2 separate regions of the Mus musculus genome follow, and region 2 is linked to region 1. The links are chromatin loops, found by intact Hi-C in ENCODE. Cell type or tissue: left cerebral cortex. All regions are shown on one strand. Links, peaks and the distances in the headings refer to the core of each region. The heading gives the core; the rest is flanking DNA. Region 1 has its middle 20 kb from the start of Gm39352. Region 2 has its middle 35 kb from the start of Gm39353.

The links. Hi-C counts contacts between places; a loop is a spot of excess contacts. Peaks named below come from ENCODE experiments on the same cell type or tissue, not always from the same donor. Only the 100,000 strongest peaks of a DNase experiment are listed, where the experiment ranks them.
Region 2: it touches region 1 in a loop (2.1-fold over the local background); 6 of 42 quality-filtered maps call a loop at or near these places.

What each region holds. Positions count from the first base shown.
Region 1 is chr9:62,556,908-62,566,197 of GRCm38, forward strand. No RefSeq gene overlaps it. Among named protein-coding and RNA genes, the nearest start is that of Gm39352, 20 kb to the left of the region's middle. In left cerebral cortex, for the core only: no CTCF peak of the experiment used is centred there; a DNase peak (open chromatin) is centred at 3,333.
Region 2 is chr9:62,610,022-62,619,311 of GRCm38, forward strand. No RefSeq gene overlaps it. Among named protein-coding and RNA genes, the nearest start is that of Gm39353, 35 kb to the right of the region's middle. In left cerebral cortex, for the core only: no CTCF peak of the experiment used is centred there; no DNase peak of the experiment used is centred there.

The sequences.
Region 1 (9,290 bases), core at 1,345-6,344:
CCGGTGAAGCGGATATTTAACCAACAGTGCCACCTGCCCTTTCCACACCAGAAAAACAGTGACAAGAAACACCCCAGCTAAGAAGTTAGGGAGGGAAGCAAGAAGGCCCAGAGGCAAGGAGTCATCCTGGCTCACAATCCAGCAAGCCGCTCCAGGTCTTTTAGGTGAGGTGCTATGCTTTTGGTTATTAGACTACTGAGATGACGCTCCCCCAAGCATTTCCCCAAGAAGCTCATGATGGGAGAAGGAAAGGGCTAAAGCCTGCAGCTGGCCAGAGGGCAACTTGTCTCCAGACAAGAGATTCCAGCCGTCAGACTACCTTGCAGAGGGACTGGACCCCAGATAACGACGATGACGACGGGCAGCATGACCTCACTGTGACAAATTAACTCTGCATACCTCTTGCCTTCTATTTAAAACTGAACCTACGTCAGGTGCCAGACCCTGGAGATGATCTTGAGAAGGGGCAGGGCCACTGTTGCTCTCTGATCCTGTTCCCAATGTGGCCACGTTGACCACAGCTCCTTTTCTGCCTTTTTTCATTACTTGTCTCTTGAACTGGACTGTTGGGGACAGACGGCCGAGCCTCAATTGTTACCAGGACCCAGGCTCTGGCTCTAACAACCCCAGGAACACAGTGTCAGTGGAAGGAGACTGGACCTTCTTGACTTCTAAGGACAGTGTGTGTCACCCATCAAGGTACGGACCCCAGTTTGTACTCCGTAACCCATTGAGGTACCTACCTCAGTGTGCTCTCTGTAAGACAGGCAGTAGCCGCCTCCTCACAGACACCAGAGGCACCCCCCTGGGAATGAATGCCAGGGCCTAGCTATCAGCCGCCCAGGGCCTGCATCTCTCACCTGGAAAGTGAGCTGTCATCAAAGGTAGTATTGGCCACAGATCCTGTTCCCTCCCTTCCCTGCCTCCTGCATGGGAACCAGAGAGTCTGGATCTTCCTGTGAACCCTCCCCCATCCTGCCATGGGGGCTGTGATTCATCTCTTCAGAGACCCCCACCTTGCTGTCTGTCTCTAGTACTGGGGCCTGAACGGTCCGTCTGTCCACCATGTTAATATAAACTCATCACTCTCCATAATCTGTCTCATTGTCGATCTTGAACTCCCCTGACCCCACAAACCTTCCAGGGTCACTGATAGGGAAGATTAGTAAGACTCAGGTCCAGGTACCAGGCATCGATCGGTGAATAAGGTCTTCCTCTCTCAGTTAGGAGCAGATAAAGCTATTGGCCACTTACTCGTATATAGATGGCAAGACACAGTGAATCAGGATGCGGCCCCAGGACTCAGAGCTCTCTCCCACCACTGCCATGTAGCCAGCAGATCAGCACGCAGTTGTCATCTCACGGGCCTCCAGGCCATGGAGGACGCCAGGTCAGAGGCAGGAGGACCTGAAGCCTAGGTAAGACCTGTGCACTCCAGGACTACAAGTTCAGGGACCAGACACTTCTGTGAAGCTTGAGGGGTTTGGCACTACAGAGGTGTTCTGAGATATTCCCTCCAAAAGAAAAGACAGGCTGTTGCTCCGGGCACAAGGTCCTTGTAGTAAGCTTGGCCTTGCTAGGCCTCCTGGCACTCTGGAGGCAACATAGTTTACAGCTAGGCTCATGGCTCCATTCACATCCTGGGTTATGGAGAAGACAGGATGAGTGAGACCCCGGAAGGAGAAGATCCTTATCTGGTCCAAACATGGCGCTGTTATGGTTTGGATGTAAAATCCCCCTGGGGCTCAAGTATTTGAGTCGTCAACTGGTGGCACTGTCTAGGAGGGTCCCTATCCTCACGGAGGTGTGACTCTCCTGCTCATGCAATCTGGACACAGCTCTGTGTCTAAACATCAGCTTGCCCTTTCTCTCCCTTGTTGACAGAGGGCTCCTTGAGGGCATGCATGGAGTTCTAGGTTCTGTGGTCCAGTACTAACTAGCTCAGAGCCCAGCGGCGAGAGAGGCTCAGTACAGTCAGGCCACATGCAGAGATTCAGTGAAGAGCCCTCCCATCTCTCTCTCTCTCTCTCTCTCTCTCTCTCTCTCTCTCTCTCTCTCTCTCTCTCTCTCTCACACACACACACACACACACACACACACACACACACACACACACACACACACAGTGTGTTGTTATATCTTACCTCTGGAGGAAGAAATTGTCAGTATTCTATGAATGGGAAAATCAGGTCACTGTGGTTAAAACAACTTGTGGGCTCTGGGGATGGCTCAGTGGGCAAAAATCTTGTCATTTGAAGAGTGAGGACCTGCATTTGAAGCCCAAGAAGACATGTACAGCCAGGCATGGTAGAATACCTTCTTAATCACAACACTCCAAGATGGGAGGTGGAGACAAGAGAATTCCCAGAAAGTCGTTGGTGTGCACAGCAGAGAACAAGAGATCCTATCTTAAGCAAAGTAGAGGACTGATGTCCACTGTTATCCTCTGATCTACACACACACACAGACACACAGATACACACATACACAGACACAGACACACACAGATGCACCCCCCCCACACACACAGACACCCACGGGGGAGGGAGAAGTAGAGGGAGAGGAGATACAGAGGCAAAGAGACTTTTGGGGGGAGAGGTGGAGATGTGATGGGAATTCCACAGGGACCATCAGCACTTACGTTCTTAACCACTATATAATCCGAGGGTGTACCTGCAGAGCCTGAGGAAAGGAGTGAGGTAGGCTGTGGTGCCTGAGAGGCCCCTTAGACCATTGGAAGAAGAGAAGAGAATATTACAAGGGTGAACATTTGTGGATTGTCTAGGTTAGGAAAAGCTGGCACAAGGATGGGTGAGTCCCAGCTGCGAAGCCCCAGTTGGTAAGATGGGTAAGAAGTAAAGGGACAGACTGGGCCAAGAAGAACAGGTGGGAAATGTCCACCTTCCTCCTTAGGAGCTCCCAGGGTCAGGAAAGGAATGATTAATTCAAGACTCATGATGTGGGATGGATGGTCCCTGGTAAGGGAGCACGAGGGGCTGCATAGGGATCCTGGACTCTGCCTTGGGAAATTGCCCTCACTGGCCTTCAACTTGTGTTCTTAAGTCTTTCCCACAAGCCCCTGGAGTGAGGGGAGGAAGGACAGGAAATATAGGCTAAGGGAAGCAGCAGCCCTCACTATCTGTGTCTGCAATGTCAGGAATGAGCTCAGACACAAAGACAAACAATGCTCTGACCCCATGCAGTCCAAGAAGGATGCTAAGAGCAACTGTGACTCAGCCGCAGGCTCGGGTCCAGGATGCAGAGATGCTGCCCAGCCAAAAGAAAGAGAATGAGCCAACCACTGTTCTGGAAATTTCCACTTCACATCATGAATCTTCTCGAGTGAACATGCTGAAGGCCACACTGGGGGCGGGGCTCATTCAAGGTCCCAGAGCCAGTATGTGGGAGCAGTGCTGGGAATGTAGAGTCTGACTAAGCTGGCTGAGTGCTCAGGCTTGCTGAGCACCATCCGATGGTCATGTGTCATCAGTGACTATCACAAGGGGGCAGAAATAACAAGAACATATTAAAAACTTTTAGGTAGTGTTAGAGTGAGTAAAAAAAAAATCTCTGTTTGGGGACCAGGAGAAGGATCCATAGCTCAGTGGATAGGATGCCTGCCTCGCATGCATGGAGCTCGGATGTGATGTTCCGTGTTCATAATCTCAGCTCTCCAAGGTGGAGGCAGGAGAATAAGAAAATTGAGGTCATCGTGCTGGATAGTTTTATGCCAATTTGACACAAGCTAAAGCCATTTGAGAGGCAGAAACCTCAATTAAGAAAACAACTCCATGAAGTCTGGCTGTAGGCAAGCCTGTAAGGCAGTTTATTAGTAATTGATGGGGGAGGGCCCAGCCCATGGTGGGTAATACCTTCCCAGGGATAGTGATCCTGGGTTCTATAAGAAAGTAGGCTGGGGCTGGAAAGATGGCTCAGTGTTTAAGAGCACTGACTACTCTTCCAAAGTTCCCAAGTTCAATTCCCAGCAACCACATGGTGGCTCACAACCATCTGTAATGAAATCTGATGCCTTCTTCAGGTGTGTCTGAAGACAGCTACAATGTACTCATATACATAAAATAAATATATATGAAATATATATATATGAAAGCAGACTGAGCAAGCCATGGGGAGCAAACCAGTAAGCAGCACCCCTCCATGGCCTCTGCATTCCTTCCCATGTTGAGTTTTGGTCATGATGTTTCATCACAGCAACGGAAACCCCAATTAAGACAGCCATCCTTGGTTACTCTGCTAGTCAGGCTGTTGGTTTGTTGGTTTGTTTTTTTGTTTTGTGTCAGTTTGACACAAATTAGGGTCATTTGGGAAGAGGGAACCTCAATTGAGGAATTGCCTTCATTGGATTGGCCTGGGGGGCGTGTCTGTGGGACATTTTTAAAAAATTGCTGACTGATGTGGGAGTGTCCAGCCCACTGTGAGCAGTGCCACTCCTGAGAAAGTGGTCCTGGGTTATAGGAGAAAGCAAGCTGAGTGAGTCTTGGGGAGCAAGCCAGTAAGCTGCACTCCTTCATGGCTTCTGGTTCAGTTCCTGCCTCCACTTCTAGCCCTGACTTCCCTCTGTAATGGAGTGTTGTAAGGAGAAATAAATCCTTCCCTCCCCAGGACAGCTACAGAGTAACTTCAAGGCTAGCTTGTGCTAAGACCCTGTTTGTGAAGGTTACTCTTGATTGTCACCTTGATGGAATTTAGAATTACCACAGAAACGAGTCTCCTGGCATATCTCAGGGGAATTATCTTAATTGGGCTAATCCAGGAGGGAATCCCACCCCAACGGTGGCATCACCATTCTATGGGCTGAAAAAACGAACAGAATAAGCTGGGCACCTGCCTTCATTGTTCTGTTTTCTGAGTGTGGGAGCCACGTGATCAGCGGCACCTCCCCCCCGCGCCCCCCCCCCCCGCCATGCCCCCTGTCACAACGGACTGTGCTCCCTGGAACTGTGTCCCCCTGGAACTGTGAGCCCCCCCCCCCCCCCCCCCCCCCGCCAAATAGCCCTTTCTTTCTTAAGTATGTTTGGTCAGAAACATTTTCCCAGTAATAGCTGTCCAGGGCTGGAGAGATGGCTCATCAGTCAAAAGTGCTTGCTGCCTAATGACCCGGGTTTAAGCCCCAGCATGGTGAACAGAACGAACTGACTCCTGCAAGTGGTTCTCTGACCTCCACAAGCGGGCCATGGCATAGAAATGCCCCCATTTCCAATGCTCAATAACATACTGAATTTTTTTTTCCTCTTTTACCTTGACCCACAGAAGCAGCCCACATCTCTACTCACGTGACCTGCACTGACCAATGAAATATGATCAGAGGTGTCCAATGCCCCTTTGGGACAGCAGCTTTCAGAGTCACTGCCCAGTTTCTATGGCTATTCAGCTTGCATCTATAAAACCTGGTATTTGGGTGGAGCCTCGAGTAGCTAGGGTGTCAAATGAGTGTCTGTCCCTCTGGATGCACTGGACAGGTCATGGGCCAGGAAGGAGTCTTATACTGTGGGGTTGGTAGCACAGCTTGGCCTACATGCTTCCAGGTGTGCAAATCTGATTGTTTTAGAATCGGTGTCCTGATCAAACGAACAAGAGCCCTGAAAGATGTGGCTTTCCCTTGGAGGTTCTGTGGTGGCACTGAGGGAGTGGGGGCCGGAATGATGATCAGGAGTGCGTGAGGATGCATGCATAAAAACTCTCCCCGGAATTCTTTGGTGGGAACAGTGGGAGAGGGATCCGAGGGTGGTCAGAAGCTCTGTGGGCTGCTCGAGCTAGGAAGTGAAGGGGCTGAGGGTGGGTCAGCCTGAGGTGGAAGGATGAGATTTGTATCATTTCAGATCTTCCACTCTCAGCCAGAAAGTAACCTCATGGGCCAGGAAAGGGCTCAGCAGATGCAGGAACTTGTTGCCATGGCTCACAAGTGACGTCAAGCCCTGGGGCCCACATGGTAGAAGGAGGGAACGTGCTCTCTACAAGTTGTCCTTTGACCGCCACACAGGTGATATGGCACACACACACACACACACACACACACACACACTGACAACAGGTTCAAGGAAGAATGAGAACCCAGAAATCATGAAATGATACTTAGTTACAAAAGTGTCAAATAGCTGCTTACAGAATGCTGGGAGGCGTTTTCTTCCGGTTACCTGAAAAGTCAGGAATGGTTTTTGTAAAACACCAAAGACATTATTTCCCCCAGTCCCCTGTATATTGTGTGAAGATACAAAGGGTGGGGAACTCAGCTGGTGCCACCAGTTGGTGATCACTGGCAGGGGTTCCACCACCAGCCCAGTTTACTTAAAGATGTCCCACTGAAGCAGTGCAAAGAATCCAATTTTAAAAACTGACCATCCCTGGCTGAGATGCTGCACACCTTTAATCCCAGCACTTGCAGGGGCAGGGGCAGGGGCAGGGGCAGGCAGATCTCTGTGAGTTCACGGCAAGCCTGGTCTACAGAGTGAGTTTCAGTACAGCCAGGGCTACACAGAGAAACCCTGTCTCAAATCCCCTCCTCTTCCACATTTGACTCTCAGTTAAATGGTTGTTAAATATTTTGACCCATTGTGGCAACGTGGCAGAAAAGCATCAATTCAGTGTGTGTGTGATGTGACAGAGAGAGACAGAGACAGAAACAGAGACACAGAGACACAGAGAGATATTGATTGAAAGTCAAGTAGTCCAGGTTGGCCTCAAACTTGCTATGTAACCAAGGATGACCTAGAACTCTTGGTTCCCCCTGACTCCAGGGATGCTTGGATTGTATGTCCTGTGGAGTACTTTGAATGAAAATGGCCTGCACACGATCATAGATTTGAATAATTTGTCCCCATTTGGTGGGACTATTAGGGAATGGTTCAGAGGGGCGGCCTTTGCAGGAGGGTGTGTCACTGAGCAGATTTTAGGGATTCAAACCCATGTCATCCCCAGTGCTTGCTCTGTTTCTTGTGTACTGATTGGATGTGAGTTCTCAGCTGTTCCTGCCACCCCTTTGCTCCACCATCATGGACTCCAGCCCTCTGAAACAGAAAGCCCAATTCTAAAATTTCTTTTATAAGTACCCTTGCTCGTGGTGTTTCGTCAATGGCGATAGAAACCCTCACTAAGACACCTGATCTATGAGGTGCCCAGAATCAAATCCAGGGCTTGACGCATGGTAAGCAAATGCTCTTCCAGTGGAGCGATGTCCCCAGCCCACACCCATCAGTTCTGCTGCCTACAAGGCTGTCACAATTGTCTTCTGAGAAACGAGAGGCTCATATGGTCTGTTGGATGGTGGGCTAAGCCAGACATTTTGTTCTTTTATGGAATCTTGGTTTACTGGAGAGACAAAGTATAGTTAGTCTGAGTTGGATATTTATTTTGGCAGCTACCATCTTGAAAATAAATTCAATGAGCCAATACTCCAAAGAAAATATCTGACAACAACTTTGCCAACTACAAAACTCAATATTTCAAGGGCAAATTACTTTATATTTGCTACCGTGAGGCCGACAGCTTCCCAATACTTTGTGATAGGTTGTGATATCAAGGAATTTTTAAAGAAAATATTCTGCAATGAAATGTGTCAACATTTGGAAGGTCTACACAACTTAGTGAACCAATATTTTCCAAATGATCAATATGTGAAGTTTGGAAATCACAAACAGGCAAAGATCCATGTAAAGTGTGAAGTTGACAAACAGATTTTAATGTAACTGTTTGGAAAACACATTCTAGCAGACTCTATGTTACAGCTAATGTCTAAGAGCCACTCTTGGTGAGCTTTGGCCCACAAAGGGCATCCACAATCATCTTGAAAGGCTTCTAAACTAGGGCTGGAGAGATGGCTCACTGGGGAAAGTTCTTGCCATGCAATATGAGGACCTGGGTTCACGTCTCTAGTACATATGGGTGCCATATGTTGGGGGATGGAGCTAAGTAGCTAGATTAGACTAACCAGAGGACTGAGCTAAAATGGTGAACTCTAGGGTCAGAGAGAGATCCTGTCTCAAAACAATGGAGAGAGATAAGAAACATTGTTTAACATTGACTCTGACCTCTACATGTGAGCACATGCCCAGGTAAATATACCTGTATATACATGTATGCACCACATAGGCATGCACACACACACACAGTAATTGAAAAATAAAATATAGTTGGGTAGCGGTGGTGCATACCATTAATCCCAACACTCGGGGCAGAGGCGGGTGGATCTGAGTTTGAAATCAGCCTGGTCTGCAGAGTGAGTTCCAGGAAAGCCAGGGCCACATGGAGAAACCCTGTCTCAAAACAAACCAAGCCAAAACAAAACAAACTAAACTACTCTTCTTGTGTAGGCTTAGATTTTTCAAAGCTTACCTTATTTATTTAGGGTTCTTAAATGCTTCAACCTTCTAGCCCACACCAAAGGTAGGGGAGAAAGAAAGTTAATAGAAAAGGGGGTTTGTGGGCCTGTTTAGAAGTAGTTCTTTGGGGTGATTCCATTCCCAGCTGTCTGGATACCAGCAGTCCCGTCCAATAGCAAACACCAAGCACAAATCAGAAGTGGCGGCTCGATGCAGCAGAACCTGCAAGGCTCTGATAAAGTCAGCAGAAGAGGCAAGAATCAGTGCAAACACCACGAGAAGCTCTTTGGCACGTTTCTCTCTACAAAGTGAAGACCAGCAATGACCAGCAAAGTCTTGCTTGGCTACTGAAGACCTGCAAAGCCCATGGATGACCAGTGAAGCGTTGCTCAGCGTAGCAGTGCAAGAGCATCCTCTCACTGTTCACGGGGCTCCGTTTATACTCTTTCCAAAGACCATAAACCCTTTCAAGCGTCTGCTCAAGCAAAATACCACATGCCCTCCAGTAAGACAGCTTCCACAAAAATATCACACAACACAACCGAGTCTCCAAAGAACCAAGAAATTTCCACTGCATTCCTGGGATCAGGAGTGCATCTCTGTGTTCCTGTGTTTCAAGTATGCAACACCCTGGGATCAAGCCTCAGCACAAAACAAACAAACAAACAAAAAACCTCCCCCTTTCCCAGTTACTTATCTATGTGAAGTCTGAATTTCTTAATATCCCACAACCAGCACATGCATAATAGATGAACTTCCAAAGTGGAGAATAAGGTTTAGCTCGCTCCTGTTAAAGCCACATTTCAAAGAAGTTTCCAAAACTACAAAAGAATGTTATCCTTTTCAGTAATTTTATTTCACTTGGGAAACCCAGTTGTTCTTGTAAAAAATATGTTACAGGCATCGGGAGAGATGGCTGAGCAGTTAGGAACCGGGAGTTTTCTCTCTCCAGGT
Region 2 (9,290 bases), core at 2,114-7,113, 54 kb after region 1:
TTAAAAATATAATAGTCCAGTCTTAATTATCTGGGAGCTAGTGGGTTAAGAGGAAAACTGCAACACTTATTAAAAAGCTACTAACACGTTCTCCTCCTCTGCTCCTTGGGCTAGAAAATGCTGCCCACACTGCATAAGAGTCTTAAGTTTTCTCATTGCAATGACAACAAAGACTTAAGCTCACAGTCCATCATGGAGGCAGGAACTCAAAATGACTGGCCACATTATATCGACAGCAGAGAGATGAATGCTGTGCTCAGCTCAGTCTGGCTTTCACAGTTAGGAAAAGTCTTCCATCTCAGTCAACCCAGTCTAGACACTCTCTCACAGGCATGCCCAAAGCCTTGTCTCCTAAGTGATTCTTTGTTGGCAGTCGCCATTAGCCATCACAGGAAGGCTACCTGTTTTTCCTAGCCAGTAGTTCAAATGTTGTCTTCTGGAAGCATGCTCAGGTACAGCATGGAGCTCGATCTCTGGGCACCTATGTATAGCCAGTGACACACAGTTAAGCATTCCTGGCACCAGGAAGCAGGTCTTGCTAAGCAACTTGGCAGGAATTGCTCTGTAGGTAGACCATCATAGAGGTAAGCAGGTGGAGGGTTGCTGGCAGTGAAGAGGTCAGCTCAGGAACTTTGGAAAATTCCACCAGACCACTCCCCTCCTGGGAGAGAAAGGTCATAGAGCACATAGGCACCCCTCCCCTCCAGAAGGGAGGGGCTAGTTACATTCCTCAGACCACAGTGGAGAACCACTGGCACATAAGGGAAGCCCAGAGCTCAGTAGACACATTCCTCAGGATGGACGACCATTCCCTTCCCTCCCTCCGCTCCCAGACAAGGAAAGCCCTTGCTACCTCATTCCCTAAGGACCAGTTTAAAAGTCACACTGTTCTGCCAATCACATTGTGCTTAGTGGCTGTTGCTCTATTCTACCCCTGAAAGCTGTATAAAAACTGGCTGAACGGGCTGCCCGAGGTCACCACCTCTCCTTCAGGTGTGGGATGACCCCAACGCACTAGAACAATAAATTCCTCTTGCTTTTGCATCGATCCCTGGCTCTGAGTTGTTCACTTGGGGGTCCTTGGTAAGTTAAGGCTCATCAGAGTCTCACAGCAGTACCTTGAATATCGATCCCCTACAGTTCCATGGTTGGGATGTCTAGTTGTTTTTGATGGTGTTGCTTGAAAGAGGTTCTCTTGGAGGCTGATCTCGAACTCACTATGTAGTCACCAGTGTGATCTTGAATTTCTGACTCTTCTGCTTCTACTTCCCAAGTGTTGAGGTTACAGATGCATTTTTACCATGTCCAGTTTTTACAGTGCCAGAGACTGAACCTGGAGCTTTGTGCACACTAAGCAAGACACTCTAGCAATGGAGTCACATCACATCCAGAAATGCTTTGTATATAAGAATTGGGTTTTGTCCCATCTGATTAGATCCCAAGCCAAGTTTCTAGGAAGGGGGAGAAAGCCTCCTGGTGTCTATCTCAGGGATTCTGGGACTATTTTGGAAGGCACAGAGCTACAGGGCACAGGAGCTGGGAGCCAGGCTGTGGAGCCTGCAAATGTCATTACTCTAAAGAGAAATGTCTGGCCATCCTGAGCTTTCAAATCTTTTGATGAAAACCAACCTGCTCACTCACACTTCGGGAATTTGCTGGCTGGCTCAGCAGCAGCCACTTGCCTTGCTCCCCTGGGGGACGAAGTTTCCAGCAGAAGCAGGCCAGATGTGGGGTAGCTGGAGATGAATTGGGGGGGGGGATGAGTCTGCAGGAGGTTAGGGGAGGGGCTGCAGCTGCCAAGGGCTGGATAGACCCCAGAGCTTCACACAGACAAAATAAACAAAAGTCCTGCTAGAAAAGAGCAGAGAACCAAATGTGTTTGAGAAAAACAGGTGGAGAGGGGCTTTGTGGGGTTCAAGGGCTGGTGTACAATCAGGTTATTATGGACCAAGTATCCTTGGCGAGAACACCCAGTTAGACTGAGGCATGGCTACCTCCATCCCCAGTTCAGCTTTTCTGGATTATGACTTCTTTTGTACACAGCACCACTGAAGACTCGTTTTTGATGCTGGCGCACACAAAACCATGGTTACCTGTTTCACACAGGGGGAACCTCTGTCCCTGAGCATTAGGTGGCCCTGACAAACCCATGCAGTTAGGGAAGATGAAGTCCTGATTCAAATCTAGAAGGCAGACCCTTATCTTCACAATCACACTGAGAATGGGCAAAAGGCACAGTCCGTGGATCCAGGCTATCCATGGATAACACCACATTTTGCAACTTGCTGTGTGACTCCAAACAGATTACCTAACATCTCTGTGACTTAGCTTCCTCATTGGTAAAATGGGCCTTAGAGCCTGATCCATGGGGTTGTGAGGAGGGATCCCATCTCTCTCATGAGGGATTCTCAGGCAGCCAAGGGCATGGCATGGGGTGGGGCCTTCTGTCTGGTTCTCTGGGTCAGAGAGTTCCTGCTGTCTTAGTGAGGAGGGTAGGGCATGTGGAAGCCTCCAGGCCTTCCCTGCTTGGCCTGAAGGGGTTTACAGGAGGCTATATGAGTGCCTAGGACTTTGCTAGTCACATAGTAAACACTCAATAAATGGTTATAAAACCGAGACCATGAGTGTTCCCCAAGAGGGACATTGTGTCTGGATTTTGCTGGATGTGGGAAGGAGAGAGATACCCAGCCATAACAGATATACATACAGTAAACTCCAAAGCCAGGTAGCCTGCGACTCCTTCTAACAATGCTGCGAGATGTGTCATCAGAAACACATGGGAAGATTGTTCTGTTCTGGCTGGAAGATAGGATGGGCTTTACGGAAGATGCAGCATATGGCTTGGATCTTGGGTAGATGAGGTAGAGACATTTTATGCAGCGGCAAGGGAGTAAGGGATGTGAGCGCATTTGTCCAGAGAACCAATGGGGACAAGAGGAAAGAAGAAGAGATGGTGGAAGAGAAGAGGACCTGAAATGTGGAAAGAGGTCTCAGAGCTCCAAGGAGTGGTTGACGACCTACCTGTAGGATGCATATGCTTATAGTGTGCCCTCAGCCTAGCCTGCTCAGATACTGCCTCTCTTTGAACTCTGGGCTGTCTGGGTGGGCTGCACTGCTTGGTGCAACATTATTGGCCTCATGCCCCACATAGCCCAGGAGGGAAAACAATTACCCTCTCTGCCCTGAAGCCTTCCCTAGGTCGCTTCCCTGAACAAAGCCAGCATTTATAGAACTGGTGCAGGCTGGGTCCCCAGCAGATGCCTGAGACAGAGGGTTTCCCGGAGAACAGAGCTCTTTCTGTCCTGTTGGAAGATCATATGGAATTTGGGGAGGGTCCAAGTGATGGTATTCTGCCCTCTGAACCACAGTGGAAGAAACTGGAGAGAGCCAAAAGCAGGGTTTTTGTAGCTCTGGGGTTGAGGAGCCTTCAGAGAGCAGCAAGTTCAAGCTGAAAGCAGCTGTACTCCAGAGTAGGGACCCCCGGGGGACCAAAGCATCACAGTGCAAGGCCAGGCTGGGTAGAGGAGGCCTTCAGCTCCACATAGGCCTGAACAGTCTCTGCCTCCCAAGCCCAGGTGCCCTGACCGTTCTGGAGCAGAGGAGGCAACTGAGGGCTCCCAGGCCTTCTTGGGGCTAATAACAGGAAGTGAGGGAGCTGGGGTGGAGGCTGCTTCCAAAACTCATTCAGACCAATTAGGAAGTGTCTGGAAGCTTCTAGCTGCTCCCGCCCTCTTCACCAAGACAGCAGGGACCCTATGGCCTGAACGTAGTTCATCCCATGTTCTTGGCTGCCTGAGAATCTCCAGGCAAGGGGAGAGAGATGCATGACCCACCCACACCATCTCTGTATGTTGCCAACACAAACCTCAAGTCACCCCACCTCCTCCTGTCTAGGGAGATTTGATACACTTCGGAATCCGGATCCTTCCCCCAAACTTTCCCCTCCACCCTTGCACGGGCCCTGCTTGAGACAGGCATTTCCATGAGAAGATCCAGAGTTTGGGGTTCACGAACTAGGTCCCCAGAGACCCCTATTTCAAGTAGAAAGCACATGCCTAGAAAGGCAGGGGCAAATTCAAGACAGGCCTAGGAGAAGAAGCCGGGCCTGGAGGATGTGGTCGACTCAGGAAAGAGCAGCGTGTTGGAGAAGCGGTTTGCCAGAATTAAGTCTGGGCAGAGGAAGAAGCAAGGAGCAGAGTGGCAGTGAGGACACAGCAGGAAGGGAGGGGAAGGGGAAGAGGGGAAAAATAGAAGAGGAAGGGATGGAGCTGTGGAGCAGGGGGAGGGGTATTGGGGTCCTTCGTCCCACAGTGAGAGATGTGGATGGAGGCGATGCAGGAGGAGCAGACAGGAGCGTCCTCAGCATCCCAGCCCACCATTCTCCTGGGTGCAGAGCGGTGGGTCCTAGGAGTGTTGTTTGGTAAAGACTTCTTCCTCAAGGTCCTGGAAGTACCTCAGACACTCCTCACAACGTTGCCCCAGACCTGATGGGACTTTTTTGGAAGTATGTGGGGGAGGGGGATTGACCCCGAAATGGCTGTTCTTAACCAAAATCAGTGTCAGCGCCAGATGCTTAGCCAGAGATGTGGCCCTGACCCAGGAGACAAAAAGAGATGTGGCTCTCTTATTAATCCTATGAGACGCATGGTCTGAGTCCCTCCAACACTCCTGAGTCACAGCCTCCTGGACTGCAGCACTCTCCCTGATGCTTATACAATAAGATGCAGCACCCTAAGGCCGGCGCACTGGTCGTCCCTTGAACTGCCTGCTGTGTGACTCCATAAATAATATCTTCAGGTTTTGGTCATGAATTGTTACCTGAGGAAGATATCATCCAAAGACATGCAAGTGTGTGGTATAAGACTAGACAGCTGCTCTCTGGAGACCAAGACAGGATGGGACAGGGACACCAGGCAGCCTTGTATCTGGGGAGATAAACGCAGGTCTGCTGGGAAGTAGGACAGTGGACTTGGAACATGCAGAGTTGAGGTCTAGACCTAAACTTCCTCCTACTTGCCCTGTGGCTTTAGACAAACCAAGTCCGACTCTGTGTGTCATTATTGCCACCTGAGGGCAGAGTCTCAGGTGGGTCCCTTTGCTGTTGTCACTAGTCCTTTAATCAGCTGGTAAATCATTTACTTGGCTGTCTGACTCTATTTAAGTCTCATATGGTGGTGCATACTTGTAATCTCCCTCAAAATGACCCTACTGAGGGCCAGAGGCACTTGCCTCGCATGTGTGAGGCCATAGGTTCAATCCCCAATACCATTGCCAAAGGCAAAAGAAAACCTTACTGGAGTCAGGCATGGGGTGAACTCCTGCGGTTCCCGCACTCAGGAGGACTTAGAGTTCTGGCCAGCTTGTAGTGAGGTTCTAATCATAAACAAACAAAAACAAACAACAAATAAACACATCCTCTTTTATTTTTAACTTTTTGATATAGCCAAGGATGGCCTTGAACTCCCATCCTCTGCCTCCATCCCCCTAGTGCTGCAACTACAGGTGTGCACAGATACACTTGACAATTACAGGTGTGCACAGATACACTTGACAATTACAGGTGTGCACCGATACACCTGGTTTATCTGGTGCCAGGGATTGTGCATGCTAGGCAGGCACTTTACCAACAACTACATACCCAATGGTATGTAGAATGGTGGGCTGGGGTGCTGGGACGCTCCTGTCTGCTCCTCCTGCATCCCTTCCATCCACATCTCTCACTGTGGGAGGGGGAATCCTAATCCTTCTTGCCCGCTCCACAGCTCCATCCCTTGTTCTTTTGTTTTTCTTGCCCTCTTCCCCTCCCTCCCCCTCCCTTCCTGCTGTGTGTATACTCACTGCCACTCTGTGCTGGGTCTCTATGGAGACCAGAATTACTGTCCTCACTTCAAAGAAGACAAGGCCCAAAAGTGCCTGAGGTTTGCCCAAGGCCCCAGCTGTGGAGCTAGAGGAGGACCTTGAGCCTGGCTTAAACTCTGCCCATCTGGCCTGGAATGATGGCTGGCTGACACTCACTTACCCTTTAAAGTGAAGTAACTTCAGACTCTGTCCAACTGAACAGAAGACTCTGTGGAGAGGCTGAGGGTGAGGAGGAACTGAGGCCCTGTGCTGCCTCAGGAGCAGGCCAGCGAGCTGGCCCAGGGCTCTGCATCAGGGGTGGTTACTGGAAGTTTCAGGGGACTGCACTGGACTAGGAAAAAACTAAGCTCTATTCCCAACTCTGCCCCTTCTGGCTATGTGATTGTGTGTCTCAGTTTCCCCACTTAAAAAATGAAAACACCAATCTCATCCTCCACTGGTATTCTGTAGGTTGGACAACAAGCTGCTCAGAACTTCAAAGCTCTAGACCAGCGGCTCTCAACCTTCCTAATGCTCCGACCCTTTAATACAGTTCCCTATGTTGTGGTGACCTCCAAGCATAAAATTATTTTCATGGCTACCTCACATCTGTAATTTTGCTACTGTTATGAATTGTAATGTAATAATCTGATATGCAAGATGTCTTTTCATTGTTACAAATTGACCTCAAGGGTCACGGCCCACAGTGAGAGCCACTGGTCTAGAGAAATCCATGCGGCACCTCCTAGGGGAAAAGAAACGAAGGTCAACACCTTGTATTGTAGGGGACAGCACTGGATCTTGCTTTGGGGCCACCAGGAACTTTATCCCAGCTTCAGGACAAACAGCAGTCTGCCTGGAAAACGGTCACAAAAATCCAGAGCACCAGAGGGGCAGCTTGTTAAAGTCAACCTGGTGAGGCTGGGCAGCCACTAATGAAGTGTGAGCTTGAAATTGTGAAAGTGCAAGGCCTGGGTGAATCCTGCCAGAGTCTGTACCTCTGATGCCTGCTTCCTATAAAACCCCTGTTCTGCTCGCAGCCCCTCAAATTCCTAGACAGAAGAATCAGTCTGGGCTAGCCGTGGAATTTGCAGAAAAGAAGGTTTTGAAAAACCACACTTGGGAACAATAGTTACCAGGGAGTGTCTGAGTCTCAGAGGAAAAGCCAACACCCAGCTCTCTCACGGGGATTTCCCAAGCATCCTCAGTGATCGGGATCCAGCCATCAACCAACATGACCAACATGAGGCTTGCTTGTCTACCCTGGGCTTTTGGTCATGAAAATAAACCACTGTCAGACCAGCTGGACTGAAGCAGATTCCCAAAGACCTTCCCCCAAAGCATATAAGCCTGGAGTGCTGAGGGCTCGCTCCCCCAATGGTCCTGCCTTCCAACTACTCCCCAGTAGGGGTAGATGTCAGTACCTGTCATTCTGGAGAGACAGCTTGACTTGTCTTTACCTATCTCTAAGTCCTTCATTATACTTCTAGTCCTAGCAGTCTATGCACTGAGTTCTCCAAAATCAAATTATACCATAAAATGTATAAAAAGACACAAATCTCTGGGTTCACCTACCCCTACACCCCACACATGTGTCTATGACTGACCTGCATATCCCCACCTAACACAATCACAGACCCCACACTTTCTTTTTCTTCTATTTATTTTCTAGCTGACAAGAAAAAGTTGTGTGTTCACACATGCATCCACACGCATGTGTACACATAAACACCTATGTATAATATATGTCTATGCATATACTCACATAGCTGGGGGTGTAGCTCAGTTGATAGAGTGCCTGGCGTGCAGGAAGCCTTGGGTTCCATTCTCAGCACTGACCAAAACCAGCTCTTTGAGCACATGTCTGTTTGTCCCAGCACTTGGAAGGTTGAAGCACGAGAATCAGAAACTTTAAGATCATCCTCAGCTACTTAGCAAGTTAAAGGCCAGTCTGGACAACTTGAAATCAGGTGTGTGTTTGTGCATGTGTGTGAACATGCGTGTCAGTGAGTGCTTGTGTGTGTGTGTGTATGTGTGATAGTCAAGGTGATGCTTGCTCAGTATATGTGTATATTGTGAGTGATAAACCAATCCATTTAACATATACCTTGTCTCACGGGGTTGGTTTGTTTGTTGTTTTCAGGTAAGAACACCTAAAAATTTACCACCTTACAATTTTCAAGCACACAATATATTGCCACATTTGTGTGTTTGTGGGGTTGTGGCTGTTTCATGACAGGATTTCTCTGTGTAGTCCTGGCTGAACTGGAACTCACTCTGTAGACCAGGCTGGCCTTGAACTCAGAGATCCACCTGCCTCTGTTTCCTGAGTGCTGGGACTAAAGGAGTGTGTCGCCACTACCAGCTATTACCACCCTTCTGTACAATAAACCTCTTTAATTCATTCTCCCTGAACCACTAACTCTCCTCTGACCAACCTCAGCACCTCCTGCCCCTCAGCCTTTGGTGTCACTAGTATCTGTTTCTATGAATTCAGTTCTTAAAGCTTCTCTTCTCTCATGATGGAATGTAGACAGGACTAACTTTATGATTGACAATTGTTGTCAATCAAGATTGCAATAGTCGGGCTGGTGAGATGGCTCAGTGGGTAAGAGTACCCGATTGCTTTTCCGAAGGTCCGAAGTTCAAATCCCAGCAACCACATGGTGGCTCACAACCACCTGTAATGAGATCTGACTCCCTCTTCTGGAGTGTCTGAAGACAGCTACAGTGTACTTACATGTAATAAACAAACAAACAAATAAATAAATCTTTTTTTAAAAAGATTGCAATAGTCATGTGATGCCCAGCAGAAGGCATTCCACCATGGCACTTCTCCCCACCCCCTCTTCTGTGATATTCCCTAAGCCATGGAGAGGGGTCAGATGGATGTCCCATTAAGAGCTGACATTCAATAGTCACTTATTCTCAGAATTTTTTTTGCTTTTAATTTTTGCTTGTTTTTTAGATTTAAAGAATTTTATTTACGCTTTTAAAGAGATTTGTTTTTATTTTATGTGTATGAGTTGCACATATGTACATGTACCACATGCATACCTGGTACTCAGAGGCCAAAAGAAGGCCTTTGGATCTCCTGGAACTGGAGTTAGATACTTGTGAGCTGTCATGTGGGTGCTGAGAACCAAACCCAGGTCTTCTGCAAGAGGAGTGAGTGTTCTAGCTCCAAGACTTCCCTTTTTTCCTAATTATGTGTATGAAGGTGTGTGTGTGTGTGTGTGTGTGTGTGTGTGTGTGTGTGTGTGTCTGTCTGTCTGTCTGTCTATGCACATGAGCACAGTTGCCCAAAGAAGCCAGACAAGGGCATCAGATCCCTTGTCGTCTGAGTTATAGAAAGTCATAAGGCCACTGTGGACTGCCACATGTGAGTGCTCAGAAACAAACCAGGGTCTCTACTGTAAGAGCTCCCTCCTAGCTGCTGAACCATCTCTCCA